Linked DNA regions of Homo sapiens: regions 1, 3 and 4 are each linked to region 2. A link is a contact called in ENCODE Hi-C or POLR2A ChIA-PET data. All regions are on one chromosome and are shown on one strand. Each heading gives the region's core, a stretch centred on a gene start or an enhancer-like site at or near the end of the contact. The rest is flanking DNA. Distances are from core to core; before and after follow the strand shown.

Evidence for each region. A loop is a pair of places that touch in the nucleus more often than their neighbours do. ChIA-PET counts read pairs that join two places held with the same protein, here RNA polymerase II (POLR2A). Pooled maps may share reads with other maps.
Region 1: a loop to region 2 is called in a map of naive thymus-derived CD4-positive, alpha-beta T cell, with 15 times the contacts of the local background. The contact joins the promoter of DHRS12 here to the promoter of TRIM13 in region 2. A Hi-C loop is called at or near these places in 2 of 168 maps with a recorded cell type or tissue (both naive thymus-derived CD4-positive, alpha-beta T cell) and 12 of 50 pooled maps. POLR2A ChIA-PET finds 5 or more read pairs at or near these places in 1 of 52 experiments (A673).
Region 3: a loop to region 2 is called in a map of CD8-positive, alpha-beta T cell, with 5 times the contacts of the local background. The contact joins the enhancer-like site here to the promoter of TRIM13 in region 2. A Hi-C loop is called at or near these places in 2 of 168 maps with a recorded cell type or tissue (CD8-positive, alpha-beta T cell and naive thymus-derived CD4-positive, alpha-beta T cell) and 4 of 50 pooled maps. POLR2A ChIA-PET finds 5 or more read pairs at or near these places in 2 of 52 experiments (A673 and naive thymus-derived CD4-positive, alpha-beta T cell).
Region 4: a loop to region 2 is called in a map of sigmoid colon, with 10 times the contacts of the local background. The contact joins the promoter of RCBTB2 here to the promoter of TRIM13 in region 2. A Hi-C loop is called at or near these places in 1 of 168 maps with a recorded cell type or tissue (sigmoid colon) and 6 of 50 pooled maps. POLR2A ChIA-PET finds 5 or more read pairs at or near these places in 1 of 52 experiments (A673).

What each region holds. Positions count from the first base shown.
Region 1 is chr13:51,802,456-51,806,172 of GRCh38, forward strand. DHRS12 (dehydrogenase/reductase 12) reads right to left here and starts at 1,708. Exons shown (of 9, transcript NM_001377533.1): 1 at 1,599-1,708. LOC107984561 (a long non-coding RNA gene) reads left to right here and starts at 1,381. Exons shown (of 2, transcript XR_007063805.1): 1 at 1,381-2,346. RefSeq lists enhancers at 24-73, 2,459-2,588 and a silencer at 1,269-1,908.
Region 2 is chr13:49,995,615-49,998,856 of GRCh38, forward strand. TRIM13 (tripartite motif containing 13) reads left to right here and starts at 1,428. Exons shown (of 2, transcript NM_213590.3): 1 at 1,428-2,149. DLEU2 (deleted in lymphocytic leukemia 2) reads right to left here. Exons shown (of 14, transcript NR_152566.1): 11 at 1,460-1,805. MIR3613 (microRNA 3613) reads right to left here and starts at 887; the gene lies at 801-887. RefSeq lists silencers at 395-444, 1,035-1,164 and an enhancer at 725-854.
Region 3 is chr13:51,825,030-51,828,210 of GRCh38, forward strand. It overlaps TMEM272 (transmembrane protein 272), which reads right to left. Exons shown (of 5, transcript NM_001351003.2): 3 at 1,537-1,596. Among named protein-coding and RNA genes, the nearest start is that of TMEM272, 19 kb to the right of the region's middle. Within about 2 kb of position 1,649, at least 14 of the 41 ENCODE cell types and tissues checked have a DNase peak (open chromatin) inside an H3K27ac peak, as active enhancers do; they include CD8-positive, alpha-beta T cell, where a contact is called at or near this core.
Region 4 is chr13:48,531,282-48,534,761 of GRCh38, forward strand. It overlaps RCBTB2 (RCC1 and BTB domain containing protein 2), which reads right to left and starts at 1,799. Exons shown (of 15, transcript NM_001268.4): 1 at 1,747-1,799. LOC124903174 (a long non-coding RNA gene) reads left to right here. Exons shown (of 2, transcript XR_007063795.1): 1 at 1-768. RefSeq lists enhancers at 115-284, 1,175-1,414 and silencers at 1,455-1,854, 1,965-2,014.

The DNA.
Region 1 (3,717 bases), core at 458-2,957, 1.8 Mb after region 2:
ATGGGGAGGAGGAAGCTGGCAGGTATCTGTGTCTCCCCACACCCTCAATTTACCCAAATATGAAATTTGCTTAGGACCCATCCACACTTGCCCAGGGTTTAGGAGTCTGTTTAAAACTGCCCCAGGGAATTATTAGGTTCAGCAAAGTTTAGGAAACAGTGATTAGATCCTCCTGCCTTAGGAGCCCAATATAGGGAGGCTTTATAAAAATCCTTGTGCCAAGAGAAACGTTGTAAACTCTAACTCCGCGCTCTCACACTGAAGTCAAAACAAGGTTGTTGTTTTTCTCTCCTATTCACTAAATCCACAACAGCAGGAAAACCCATCTAACTTTGCCAACTGCCTTCCCCTCCCCTCCCTTCCCCCACCAATCTGTGGTGGATTGGGCCCCTTGGCCTCACTTCTACCTTCCCTCAAGGTGGGGAAATCAGAGCGAAAGAGTCCTGGGAGAAATTTTTACAGTCTGCTTTCCTTGGGGCCCACCCCTGGTTGGAAACTGACTTAAGCTTTCATGCTGTGTAATGTGGAAAGATCCAGCAATTAATGGTCATTGCCAGAGGACACCCCTTTGAAAGAAAGAGGCTGCCACTGTATTCCCCTAAAAACTGTGGGACAGGGCTCACGACTACACTCCCCACCATTCTCTGCAGCAGGGGCTCCTGAGACAGAGCTGAACCTTCTCCAAAACGATGTGGGGTGAAGAGCAGGGAGTTGCAACTCCTACCTCCCCTAGGAGTGCTGGCCAGGTTGCCGTGGGAACTGATAAAGCCCCAGTGCAGGGAGAAGCCTCTCAGAGGTGAGAATCACCTGGGGCATTTGGATGAAATGCCAGTCCAGGCCCCTGTGCAGATCCACTAAATCAGAATCTGTAGGGATGGGGCCTGAAAACTGGGTACTTTTAATTCTCGCCCAGTGATTCTGATGTGCAGACAGGGTTGAGAACCAGCGGTTAGCCTAATCAATTCTAAGAGAAAACCTCCATCTCTCCTCCGTCACAGGAACCTGTCACCTCTTAAAACCACAATGAGGTGGAGAGCCAACTAGGGCACACTGAGCGTGGTCACGGGGCGACGAAACCACCACGCACCGTTCCCCAGAAGCACACACTGGCTGGAAAGTTCCAGCTGGAGCCAAAGGTCGCAGTCCAGGTGCTGCATCTTTTTAAAGGAAACACACCCAAAGGCACTAGGACAGAGCCTTAGCTAGCGATTTAGATCCAGCCCTATCTGACGCCGCCAGCAGCACCACGAAGACACTTCCACGAGCACACCCAGCGGGGCGCCGAGGTGCCGCCCAAGAGGCTCCTTGGCGCCGGGGCCGCCTGACGTCAGTGGGACGGCCCTGGGCTTGGGCGCGCCACAGCCCCGCCCCTCGGGCGCCAGTCTCGGTCGCGGGCATTGAGCGGCTGGAGTCTGGCGACTGCCCCACGCCCAGCCGTGGGTCGCTAGACGGCGGGCGCACCCGTCGTTCTGGACACGCTTAGTCGGCCCAGCGAGAGGGCGAAGGAGCCGCGGGCGCGTCCCCGCCAACCCTGCTCGCCCGCGCCGAGGCGGGCCACGTGACAGCCCGGGGCCCCGCGCCCCGCCGCGCCGCCTTACTTGGTGTACTCGCGCAGCCCCTTGGCGAACCACACGACGCTGCGGTACAGGGACATGCCGGGAGCGCCCCACGCCTAGCCCCACCGCGCTCCCGGCGCGGCCTCCGCCCTGGTCCCGCCCCCCGGGAGTCGCCCGCCCTGACATCATCCCGGTTATGTAAGAGCCGCGGCTTCCGGTTCCTTGCTCCACCGGTAAGGCAAGGGGTCTCGGGGCCGGCCGGTCGACTCCGCCCCAGCCTCAGAGGGTGGAGTGAGGGCGGACCGGCCCTGGTGGGGGCCGCAGTCGAGGTCCGCAGTCTCCTCGGGGTCGAAATCGGGCATCAGCGCCGTTTAGAGAACACCGTCCTGCTGGGCATGGCCGGGATGCGAAGATGGCCCTGCAACGCACCTCCTAGAATTTGGTTACCTAGAAAACCATGTGGAATAAAACGACGAGGCTTATGATATTTAAAAGACTTCTGCATCGAATTGGTGTTATCATAAGGGTTATTTTAATAACTGGCATTCTCTAAGTTTCTACACGTGTTGGGGGATGCAGTGCCGTGCCACATTTCCCGTCTCCAGCAAGCGCAGTCAGATTGGCGACATCGCAGGCAAGAGGCAGGGCTGGGGCTCCCACCCGAGAAGTAATTGTCTCCAAAGTTGGACTTTTGCCACTGGTTCTGCGACTTCATGCAATGCCAGGGAGAGCCCCTTGATTTCCCCCAAATCCTCATCAGCCTCTTTCCACCCAAGCCCAGATGAACAGTGTGAGTAAAAAAGAGTGTGGTTGCTGCGTGAACCCAGATCTCAGACTAGTCATCCAGCCCCATTATGTAGGACTCAGACACCCCTGTCCACATCTAACCTCCAGCCCTAACGCCACATTAGAAATGGGGGTCTTACTGCTGCTGTCACTCCTAGTCACCCTGTTAAATTCTATACCGGTTTACCCAAGTCGCCCAGAGACTGGGCCCCACTTACATAAGCTGAAGAGACCAGCTGCTTTAATAGCCTCATTACCTAGGATATAGGATCACTGTCCAACCTCACTCCACAGTGGGCAAGTTTTTACTTCAGAATAACTTTTGAAATAAATTTCCCCGGAACAGCTCGCCCCTCTCAACAGGACTCTGAGGCTCCACTACGTTGCTGTTATTCCTGACAGAGTGATGAAAGGAAATTTAAACAAGTGGCATTTTGTAAAACCACCCCAGCCTGTGTGACTTTCAATGCCTGTCCGATTTGGCTGGGAAAATATTTTAGATCCCCAGGGCTACATACTGTTTTTTATACCCTCCTCTTTGTGTCAGTGATGGAAAAGGTGTCAATCTGCTCTGAATCTCTCTGAACACCTCAGGAAATAGGCTTTTGGCTCGCAGAGAGGGGATGAGAAATAGTTTTGAACCACCAAGTCTCTTGGAGGGTGTCAGCAGCCCCTTGAAGTAAAAGTGTGGCTGCAAACCCAGCTCTCTGCATTAGCCAGGTGAACCTGAGCATGCTGCATACACCCTCAGTCTTGGTTTCTTAATATGTAAAATGGGAATGAATATGCGCACCTCGTGGGGTGGTTGTGATTAAAGGCATTCATTATAAAGAGCTTAGTTTCATACAAAGTGATCAGAAGTGTTGGTTTCCCTCCTTAAGTTTTCTTCTCATTCCTTTTTCCCCTGCGCTTACAGCCATGCAGTGTACATTCAAGAAATTTCCATGAGGGCATGAGGTGTCCAGTGTTAGCCTCAAATCAAGCATCCACGAGGTAGTTAGTGTATACATTATATACATTTAAAGAGGAGGTCTTAGGAAAAGCCAAACCCTGTCTCAAAATGAGCTTCCACTCTCACCTGGATGCCAAGTAACACACACACACAAACAAAGGGCAGTATGGAGTTCACAAGGGAATGTTCCCGTTTAACTGGAGTCAGCTGAGCTGGATTCTAGTCCAATTTCTGCCAGTTATTCCCTGTGTGACCCATGTGATAAAATGTATAGAAGGCTTAAAGTGTGCCAAGCATTGTGGATTATAGCACTTAATTCTCACACTGATCCATATGGTTACTCCTGCTATTATCCCCATTTTACAGATGAGCAAACTGAGAGAGGTTACATAACTTGACTCAGGTCACAGTAAATACATGGTG
Region 2 (3,242 bases), core at 178-2,677:
ATTAAAAGAAGTGTTCTACGAAGGCAAAGTTAGGTTTCTTATAGCAGGAAGGGAGATGCACACAGAGAAGTGGGAATCTCAGGAGACGGATGTGGCCAGGGGCTTTTTACGGGGGTTGGGCTAAGCATTATTAGTCAACGGGCTGTACTGCTATTTATGGTAGGTTTTGAATACCGTTTCTCCAAAATAACCTATTTCCTCCCCAAACCCAAACTTCCTCAACTGGGATCGAACTCAATCCTACAGCGTGTTCTGAGATTCTATACTCGCCTCACTTCTCCCAAGATCGTAAATTCTGGAGGAGCCATTCCTTCATCATCCATGTTTGCATCCTTCACACCGTTCACTGGTTAAGTGCTTAGTACGTTTGCTATTGGGCAAGGTCCTCAAACGGGAGGTGGACGTCAGAATAGTCAGGTTATCGACTGAGTAACTGTTAGTGGTGGATAATTTAAAGCCAATTTGAAAGTTCATCCTTTCCCCCAAAGGCAAAAACAGGCGTTCCTTTTCTTAAAAGAGAATTTTAAATAGAATTGGGTCTCTGGTGTCCTGCCTAAAGCCCGCAAAGAAAGAGGGTACGGTTGGGGGTGGGGGTGATGGGGGATACTGAACCCTTTTCTGGTTGCGCCTTGCCCGGAGCCCCCGGCTAGAGCCCTGGCGCTCCTGGCGCGCTCCCAACGCGAATCGGTGACTCCGCAGGCCGCGCAGTGCGGAGGTGCCCGTCCCACCCTCCCCCTTGTGGGGTGCGGGGCTCCATTTCCCCAAGCCGCTGGGGTCGGCTTCTGGTCTTGAGATGCGGATGAAGTGGTGTGAAGGGTTGGGCTTTTTTTTTTGTTCCTAAAAATGCAACGAACAAAAAAAAAAGTACAACAATCCAAACCCAACCATCTTAATTGCACGGCAGCTTAACTGGGAGACTTTCTTCCCGGGCGGCCCCACCCGGGACCGCGCCGCTTCAGTCGAGCCCACCGTCTGGGCAAACGGCGTCCACTTCCCGGAGCCGCTGCCCAGCCTCTGCGGGGGGGCTTTGGGCGGGCGCAGGACTCTGGAAGGGAGAAAAGCCCGCAGCCCGGCCCTCCCCGTCCCAGGCGGCCCGCGCGGGTGGACGGCGGGAGCAGGCGGCGGTTGGAGACGCCGGAAGGAACGCGGTCTCACCACCCGGCTCCCTCCGCCAAGGCGAGGCGCGGCCGGGGAGGCGGGACACAGGCGAAGCGGGACGGGGAGGCGGGGCCGGAGGTGCAGGCGGAGGCGGGCGACGGGGAAGGGAGGGGGAGGGGGAGGGGAAAGGGAGGGGGAGGGGGAGGGGAAAGGGAGGGGGAGGGGGGAAGGGACGGGAGGGGAGGGGGAAGGGACGGGAGGGGAGGGGGAAGGGACGGGAGGGGAAGGGGAAGCGGGAGAGGGAAGGGGGCGGAGCTAGCCGGAGCCGCGAGTCCATTTTGGGGCTGTGCTTGGCGCGTACCGTGCGGTCCCTGTAGTTGGAGGACGGGCGGTCGCGCGGCCTTTCCCACTAGCCGGAGGTCGGAGATAAGTACCCGCCGCCCGGCTCCTCTCGGGAAAGCGGGGTGGTCCTCGAACCTTCAGCGAGGGTGGGGAGTTGCCCAGGTCAGCAGGGATCTGCGTGGGTTGGGGGGGCTGGCGAAGGCCGTCTGAGCTCCAGTCCGGCAGCGCGGCAGAAACCAGCGGGGCACTGTCATGGGCCTGGGGAGGAGCGGCCTGCGGAGGGCGCCGGGGCAGTGTGTCTGTGGTCCAGAAAACCTGCTCCGTCCGGAGCCTTCCTGGCCCCGCTACCAGCGTCTCCACATCCCCTAGAAAAGAAAAGACGGGTGTGGGCCTTAGGTTACAGCGCGCCGCCAGCGTTTGGTTGCATGGCGCCGGGGGAGGGCGCCCTAACCGAGAAGCTGCTTAATACAAAGAGCTCCAGGCTCCTGGCGGTTCACCAGGTCTAAACAGCCGGGCTTTATTTGTGGGGGCGATTGAAAAAATTGAGGGTCAAGATTGGGGTGCTGTGCAAATAAATGCGTTAATACTGTTCTTTTTCTTCTTTCTTTGCAGTAGCCTCTAGTTCGTTAGTCAAAACGTGAAAAAAAAGACCTGCTTTGCCCTGGGAAATAGTAACCCTGCCAAATACATCAGCTTGTAGGAGACAGAGGTAAACTACAATAATTTTCCTGTGTTATCTTTTTTTTTTAAACACCCAATTTCAATAGGCCCTAGAACCTTCCAAAATGGAACTGTGTGTAGAATACGTATGTTCCCATCCACTTTCATTGGTGGTCTTTGTTCTTTGCATATTTTGTTAAAACTTAGAAAAACAGAATTCACGTTTAGCAATTATTTATGTGGTATTTATCTTAAATATAGCCAAACATTCATATTACAAAGGAAGAAAGGGGCTTCCACACTTTTTTCCTACTTTTTTTTCCCTTCTCCTATGCTTAGTGAATTGTCAGGCTGCTAGGGCTTGTAGAACAGGGCTTGAGTTTTCTAGAGACCTTTATATAATAGGCACTTTAAAAGCAGAATTTCATTTACATAGGCACTCCTTCTAGTAGAACTTGATGGAGCTGTTAACCGGCTATACTTCCTTCTTGCACAATGGGAGCGTCCCTATCCCTCCCTAAAAATACGTTTTTTTTCCTTTCTCCCAGCTGGCTTACTAAACCTCCCTGGGAAGTCCTTTCCTAAAACCGGGCTGTTCTGTTCATTCTATACATTTATGATAGGTTATCTGGCCTTAATTCTGTCACAGCTTTTGTTCAGATATGCTCATTTTCATGACACTGCTTTGTACCTGATACCTTATGTAATATTTGTTTTGCCTTGCCTTGAAATCACAGTTCAAGTTTAGAACCTTTTCTTGCTTGATACACTGATGCTCCAAAATAACACCTTAAATGTGTAGAGTTTGCCATATGTAATTAAACCTTATTTATGTTTGTATAGTTTCGTAGTTTATGGAATTCTCACACATCACACAGGAGTTGAGAAATTACTTTTAGGCAGCTAGAAAGGGTAAAAGAGTTCTCGGTGGAATTTTCCTTTAATAAAAAGCAGCTCCTGGCCGGTGACTTTGGGAGGCTGAGGTGGGTGGATCACTTGAGGTCAGGAGTTCAAGACCAGCCTGACCAATATGGTGAAATCCCATCTTTACTAACAATACAAAAATTAGCTGGGCGTGGGGGTGCGTGCACCTGTAATCCCAGCTACTCGGGAGGCTGAGGCAGAAGAACCACTTGAACCGG
Region 3 (3,181 bases), core at 399-2,898, 1.8 Mb after region 2:
AATGCCCTCTGGAGAGTACCCCCGACTTCATAAGCAGGGCATGCCTAACATCTTGTGAACTCTTCTTGGAAGAACAGAGCCATATAATAAGTGTTAATTTTTGAATTGCACTGTAATAATCACAGCACCAGGGCCTGCTGAAGTGATTGAATTGTTCACTCTTACACTAAATGGCCCCAGACTACTTGGCTGTTTCAGTTCTCTGCAAACCTTAAAATCTTATCTTCTTTTTTATTTCCTGTCAGGCTGTTAGCTTTCATGTCTTACAGATCTAAGGATACTGTTTTTGTTTCCATTTTTAGTATTGTGGCTTTAGCAGGGGTGGCAGGGTGAAACTTACATAACAAAAGAAACCATTCTAAAGTGAATAATTCAGTGGCATTTAGTGGATTCACAGTGTTGTGCAACTACCACCTCCATCTAGTTCGAAAACATTTTCATCACCTCAAAAGGAAGGCTCCTACCCATTAAGCAATTAGGGTACTGGGTGTTTCGTTGTTGCTGTTTTGCAACAACTCCTATGCTCTTTTACTTTCTGCTCCAATATGCTGTGAGCTTGGACCTAGAACACTGGGCCTGCTGAGCTGCTTCTTTTTTGTTTTTGTGTTTTTTTTTTTTTTTGGAGACAGGGTCTCAGTCCTGTTGCCCAGGCTGGAGGTATAGTGGCACGATCATCCCACCTCAGTCCCCCGAGTAGCTGGGACTACAGGCACACGCAACCACACCCAGCTAATTTTTAAGTCAAGACTTGCATTTTTTGGTAGAGACAAGGTCTCACTATGTTGCCCAGGCTAGTCTCAAACTCCTGGGCTCAAGCAATCGGCCCGCCTCAGCCCCACTAACTGCTGGGATTACAGGCGTGAGCCACCATGCCCAGCCATGCTGGGCTTCTAGGTAAATAGGGGTAGCTAGGTCCTGTACACAGGGCTCCCATTAGCAATGTTCAGGAGCATGAGATTAATTTCACTGACACGTGATAACAATTTTTAGCTACTTAAGGAGCTTCCCCCATCCTGCCCCTCCCCTGACCTTCGCTAGACCTCACACTTCTGGATTATGAGGTTGTTTAATATACGTGATTTATGGAAATATTTACTCATTCATTCAGCAAAAAAAAAAAAAAAAAAATGTATAGAGTGCCCATACATCACCTAACGCCAGGTGCATTTTTTGTATTGCTTGCAACCTGCTTCCACAAGGGAACATAGGAACTGGGAAGGGACTTTGGGAAACCTCTAGCCCAGTCACTTCCAAACTTGGGCTGGAGGGATCAGAATCATCTGGGGACAGATTTCTAAAAGAGAGTGTCTGTCCCCACCCAGATATACTGCACTGATATCTCCCAGGGCGGGGCCCAGGAATGTGTATTTTTTAAATCTTCACCAAGTCATTCTGAGATGGCACATAGGTGTCTGGGAATCATCGGGCTGGCCAGTTCTTCTTAAACACATATTTAATGTTTAAAGATTACATGCCTTGGGTCCATGCCCCAACCTGGCTGACCTGTGGCGTCCAGCAGCTCGGAAGGCAGCTTACCTATGAAGGTCATGGACAGCGGCAGAGCCAGGAAAGCACAGAGCACAACAACGAAGCAGGCTGCAAGGAGAAGAAGGGGCAGGCACTGGGTTAGAAACACACAGACCCCTGCATTTCCTCTTCACTGCAGTTTCTTAAGCATCCTGTGAAACCTGACTTTCTCTCCAGTGGCAAGTCAGCAGACAGGAGGAGAAGGTCGCAGCTCGCCTGGGGCTCCCACACAGTGGATGCAAGCCAAGACTTGCACTTCTCAGAGAGCTGAACATCTCTCGTGATCACTTTGCCGATGCCAAGGCCCAGATATCCTGCAGGACCTCTCCAAGTCTGACAGCTTATGGAAAAGGAGTTTATAAACTGCCACTGTGCCCGTGCCAGGATGCCAGAAGCTGCCGGCATCCACTGAGCCAGGCAGGATTCACCCTGTGCTTCCTGGGTGCCTGTACTCAGGGCAGATGGTTCTTCTCTTCCCTGGATAAAATTCACTGACAACTCACTTTATCACTGAAAGTATTTGCTTCACAAAATCTTCTTCCCTTTCCATTCACTTGGTTATATATTCCACAGCCCATGACATTAGATGGGCTCCTAAAACTTCTTGCTGACACACAGTATAATAGAGCTTTGAACTGGCTTGGGGTTTTTCTTTCTGTTAATGCCACCAATCCAACTTTTAGACATTGGGAAAGAACAGAGGAATGGGGGCTACACAGGCTTGGGTCCAAATCCTGGCCCTGTCACTCACTGGCCATGTGGCTTTGGGCAAATTCGTTGACATCCGGAAGCCGTTTTCCTCTTCTGTAAAAGGTGGTGACAGATGTATGCACAAGGACCTCAGGGTATGGCAACTTTTGTGATTAGGCAATTACTTCCCTGCTTTGCTTCTTGGTTTCCTCATCTGTTCTCCAGATCGGCAGATATATCTGCAGATATAGGTTTTGCTTGGCCAGCATTTTTTTTTGAAAGTGTGAATTTGAATGCCTCTTGGGTAGGCCTGCCCCCCAGTTCCCACTGTCAGAGTCTTGACAGCATCACACATCTGTGCTTTCTGCTGAGTCCTGTTGTCATGCTGAGAGCAGAGGATCTCTGAGTGAACCTCATGGTAGCTTCTGTAGCATCTACTCCTTCCTCTCTAGGTCATCACCTTAATTATTTTCGGGTACCCCCACCTCCCTACCTCCCCATTCTGCTGTGCCGTTTATGTGCTCTGGCAGAAGCTGATCCCACCCTGGCCATAGAAAAGGGCATGAAGTTTCACCCTCAATTAACCAGCAGAGCCCCACTTACCAGATACGTTATTAGTGGATGGGCTCATGACTTATATTGGGAGATTTACTGAGAGTCAGGAAAAAGCTTTCTCGCTCTGCTGACAGAACTTCCAGAAACAAGGTTTCTCCCTCCCTGGCCACTGGTGAGGAATTGAATTACTCTGGGGGTGGCTGGCAGCCTTCTTGCCATCATGAGGGGAAGCCAGCCTGCGAATGAGAACAACGCCCTGAGAGGCAAGAGAAGAGGTAAAAAGAAACTGGGTCCTCAGAGACATTCATCACCCATGGAATCACACCACCCTTGATGCTAAACTACTTCTGGACTTGCCATTTATAGGAGCCAATAAATCCCCTTTATTACTTTAGCCAGCTTGAGTTGG
Region 4 (3,480 bases), core at 549-3,048, 1.5 Mb before region 2:
TCTGGAGTAAGTTAGTTTCCAATTTTATTTCTACAATTAACAAATACCTTCTGAGCTTCAATTATGGTGGAGATAGATTGATCATACCCTTACAAATATATAATATCAGATGGTGATTAAGTGCTACAAAGCCGAACCAGCAGTACAAGAGTTTGGAGAGCCAGACATTTTAGGTGAGGTAGTCACCTCTCTGAAATGATGGCAATTGTTTCAAGACTTAAATAAAGTTCTGTGCCATGCAGATTTGCGAAGAGTGGGAAAGTGAGCATTGAGCATACTGGAAATACCAAACGCAGACGCCCTGGGATGAGGGTCCGCTTGGCGAGCCCAGCAAGAGCAATAAGGCCTGAGTGGTGGAAGTGGGGTATGCAAGAACGTATCATTCTTGTTGCTTTTACCTGCTGCTTAATAACACGCATGTACTGTCTAGCAGGAAATAAAGAGATTACGTTTCACCTAGAATACTCATTCTCTGAGCCTAAGTGGCTCTTCTATTCCAGCCCCCAAATATCTGTATCAGCACATCATATAAGATTACAAAGCACAGAGTAATGACATTGTTAGAAACTCTTCACAGTAGCCCCAGGAGTCACGAAACTGACTTAACTAAGACCCACTGTCTAGTAAGGTGTAAAACCCAGCAGGAACGCAATACTAGGAAGGTGCAAAGCCAGGAGGCTCAATAAACGTTAAACAGTGTCTGGGGGAAAGAGCAACGATCCAGAGCACTGTTTGTGAACTCAACCACTTTTATTCAGCTCTGACAAGGTAAGTCGCCAAGCGCGGTACAAAGTAGCTCCATGAAATGCGTTTTGTTATAGTCCTGGTCTCGAACTGTTGCAACATTTTATGTAATTTTTGCAAAGAACAAAAGCAAAAAGTTCATTCTAAATTAGCCTTCCAACTCAGTTCTTTCTCCGCCAAGACGGAGCACTTGGAAAGTTTTCAATGTCTGAAAACCTCTATTTCCAGGGCTGAGCAGAGCACTATGTTGCGGCTTAAGACGCTCGGCGATTTCTTCCCATCCCTCCGCAGTTCCAAAACGGCTTCGCCTAACAAAGTCAAACTTTTCGCGCTATTCCTGGACATCAGGACCAAATGTCGAAAGCATATACTGCCACTGAGTTAGTGAGCCGGGCCGGTGCCCGGGACCTGGGGTACTAGATTTATGGGACGGGAGCCTAGGGGTCGAGGCCACAGAAATGAAAACATCGGCAACATATGCAGTGCAGCGAGTGGGTTAGGAGGGAGAAACTTCAGGCAGGACGCTCCCTCGGGACCTGTGACGCCCCCCCAGCCACACCAGACGTGGGAGCTTAGGATGAGAGCGGCCTCCGAGCAGATGATCACCCTGGAACGACGCCAAACGCGACCCCTACCAGAGGACTCGCGCATGCGCAGCGCAGCCTGGGCCGGCGGCCTGGGCAGGATGTAGTCGCGAGCAGCGCACCGGGCCCACGCCAGCGGAATTGCGCATGCGCAGGGCCGCCTCTGCCTGCGGCCTGGGCTGGGTGTAGCCCCGGAACCTAGCTCTTAACTCCCGCCAGCAGTTTTACGCATGCGCGACGACGCCTAGGCCTGTGGCACGGTCGCGGCTCTAGTCCCCTGGGCCCCTCAGCTGTCTCTGGCGGGGAGGTCGGGCCGCAGGGGCGGGGAGGGGTGGCCTGCCCCAGTGGTACCTGACAGCATCCCACGTCACGGCCGCGATCCCCCTCGGCCTCCCACACCACTCCTCCACCCTCTTACCTCCTCGCAGGCCGGAGCCTTGTCCGCTCCGCCTCCTGGGTAGCGGTTACTGCACGGTCAGGGGCCCGGCGCCGCGATGAGTTGGCGCCTCCCCCTGAAACGGCCCGGCCTCGGCGGGATGCGCTCGGGTGCCCGGCCGAGACGGAAACGAAGGGAGCGCAGACAAGAGGAGGGGGCTGGCGACGGCGTCTCGCCCCTCCTCTCCTCCCTAGGCTGCCCACCGCCGCCCCTCCCCTTTCTCGCAGACGCCCCCTCCCCTCGGAGTTGACCCCCGGGAGTCTCCCATTGGGGCCGCCTCCGCTTTTCCAGGGAGTTCCTCCGTGGGTCACCCCCACCTTCTCCAGGGTTATGTTCTCGCAAATTTTGGGAATTTGTGGATACCCGACCTAGAAGGATAAGGCGTGTATGATGCTGAGAGCAACCTTTTCCACAGCCCCTCTCCTCCAGCCTGCCCCAGCTTTTCTTCTATTGCTGGCCCCTCTATCTGGGGGCTCCGATCACTTCACGTTTTCACCCCATTGCTGTGGGGCGGAAGTCTTGTAGCCCCCTGTAGTACAAATGCTGAAATAATGAGGATGTGTGCTGGGGGGTTCAGGGGGATGACCTCAGTTACCTTGGGGCCAAGGGCTTCGAAAACAGCCACCTTCTCCCCTTATGATTATATTTTGCAGTAATTTATTATATTACACTGCACTTCTGTTGGCCTTTGTAGATTTAAGTAAAATGCACCACAACTTTGCAGTGTGCAATAATTTCTTCCACTGCACTACACTTAAATTGACCTGAGTGGGTTTTGGTTAAATGCTCAACAATTAAATGTTATTAGCTATTCCTGTGAAGTAAGCTACTTGCTTTTATACTGGCTGTTTCATGAGGACACTGGTTCCTCTACAGTGTAGAGCCAAAAGTAGTAAAGCCAAAGAGAAAAACTAACATTCCAAACCACAGTGACCGTGTCAGTCTGTTTCGTCTGGCTTTTGTCATTTCTTCGGAAAAACATCATTCTAAAATGTATAACTGCCTTTCTGCTACATAGGGCAGACATTTATCTCTATTCTCTGAGCATAGCCCACTGAGCCTCAGAAGGAGGCACGCAAAATGGTACACAGGTATTTCTTGTAGAGCTCTAAATGGAAGAAAAAGTAAGTATACATTAACAGGAAGTTGCAGCGATAGTGCAGAGAGGCATCGTGTGCCTGCCCCAAGTTTCTCCACTGGTTACATCTTATCAATGAAAGAAATTTATGAGTTAAACAGGTTTGCTCTCAGAAAAAGCTCACTTCAGTGATGATAGCTGGCATTTTTTTTTTAAGCACCTATTGTGTGCCAAGAGGTTTATCTTATTTGGAGCTCACAATAATCCTGTAAGGCAAGGATTATCCTTACTTTACAGATAAGGCAACTCAGGCCCCAAGAGATTAAGTTTCTTTCATCAGCAACCATGGCAAGATCTGTTTGCCTTGCGCACTTGGTCTTTTACGCATTATGGACAGCTGAAGTTCATGCAGGCCTTACGGTGTGCTTCAGCTGAAGCCTGACAATTAGCTAACAATAAAAACATGTCTTAGTGTTTTGAAAACTGTGATATTATCTCAGAAGTTAAAACTTTAAAATATACCTATAAAAGAATGTGTTTCACTAAAGATTTTAATTTTATATGGGTCCAACAGTTTTTCCCAGGGCGGTCAAAATTAAAAGTAAGAAGTAAAAATGTCTCCATCACATATAAGTTTC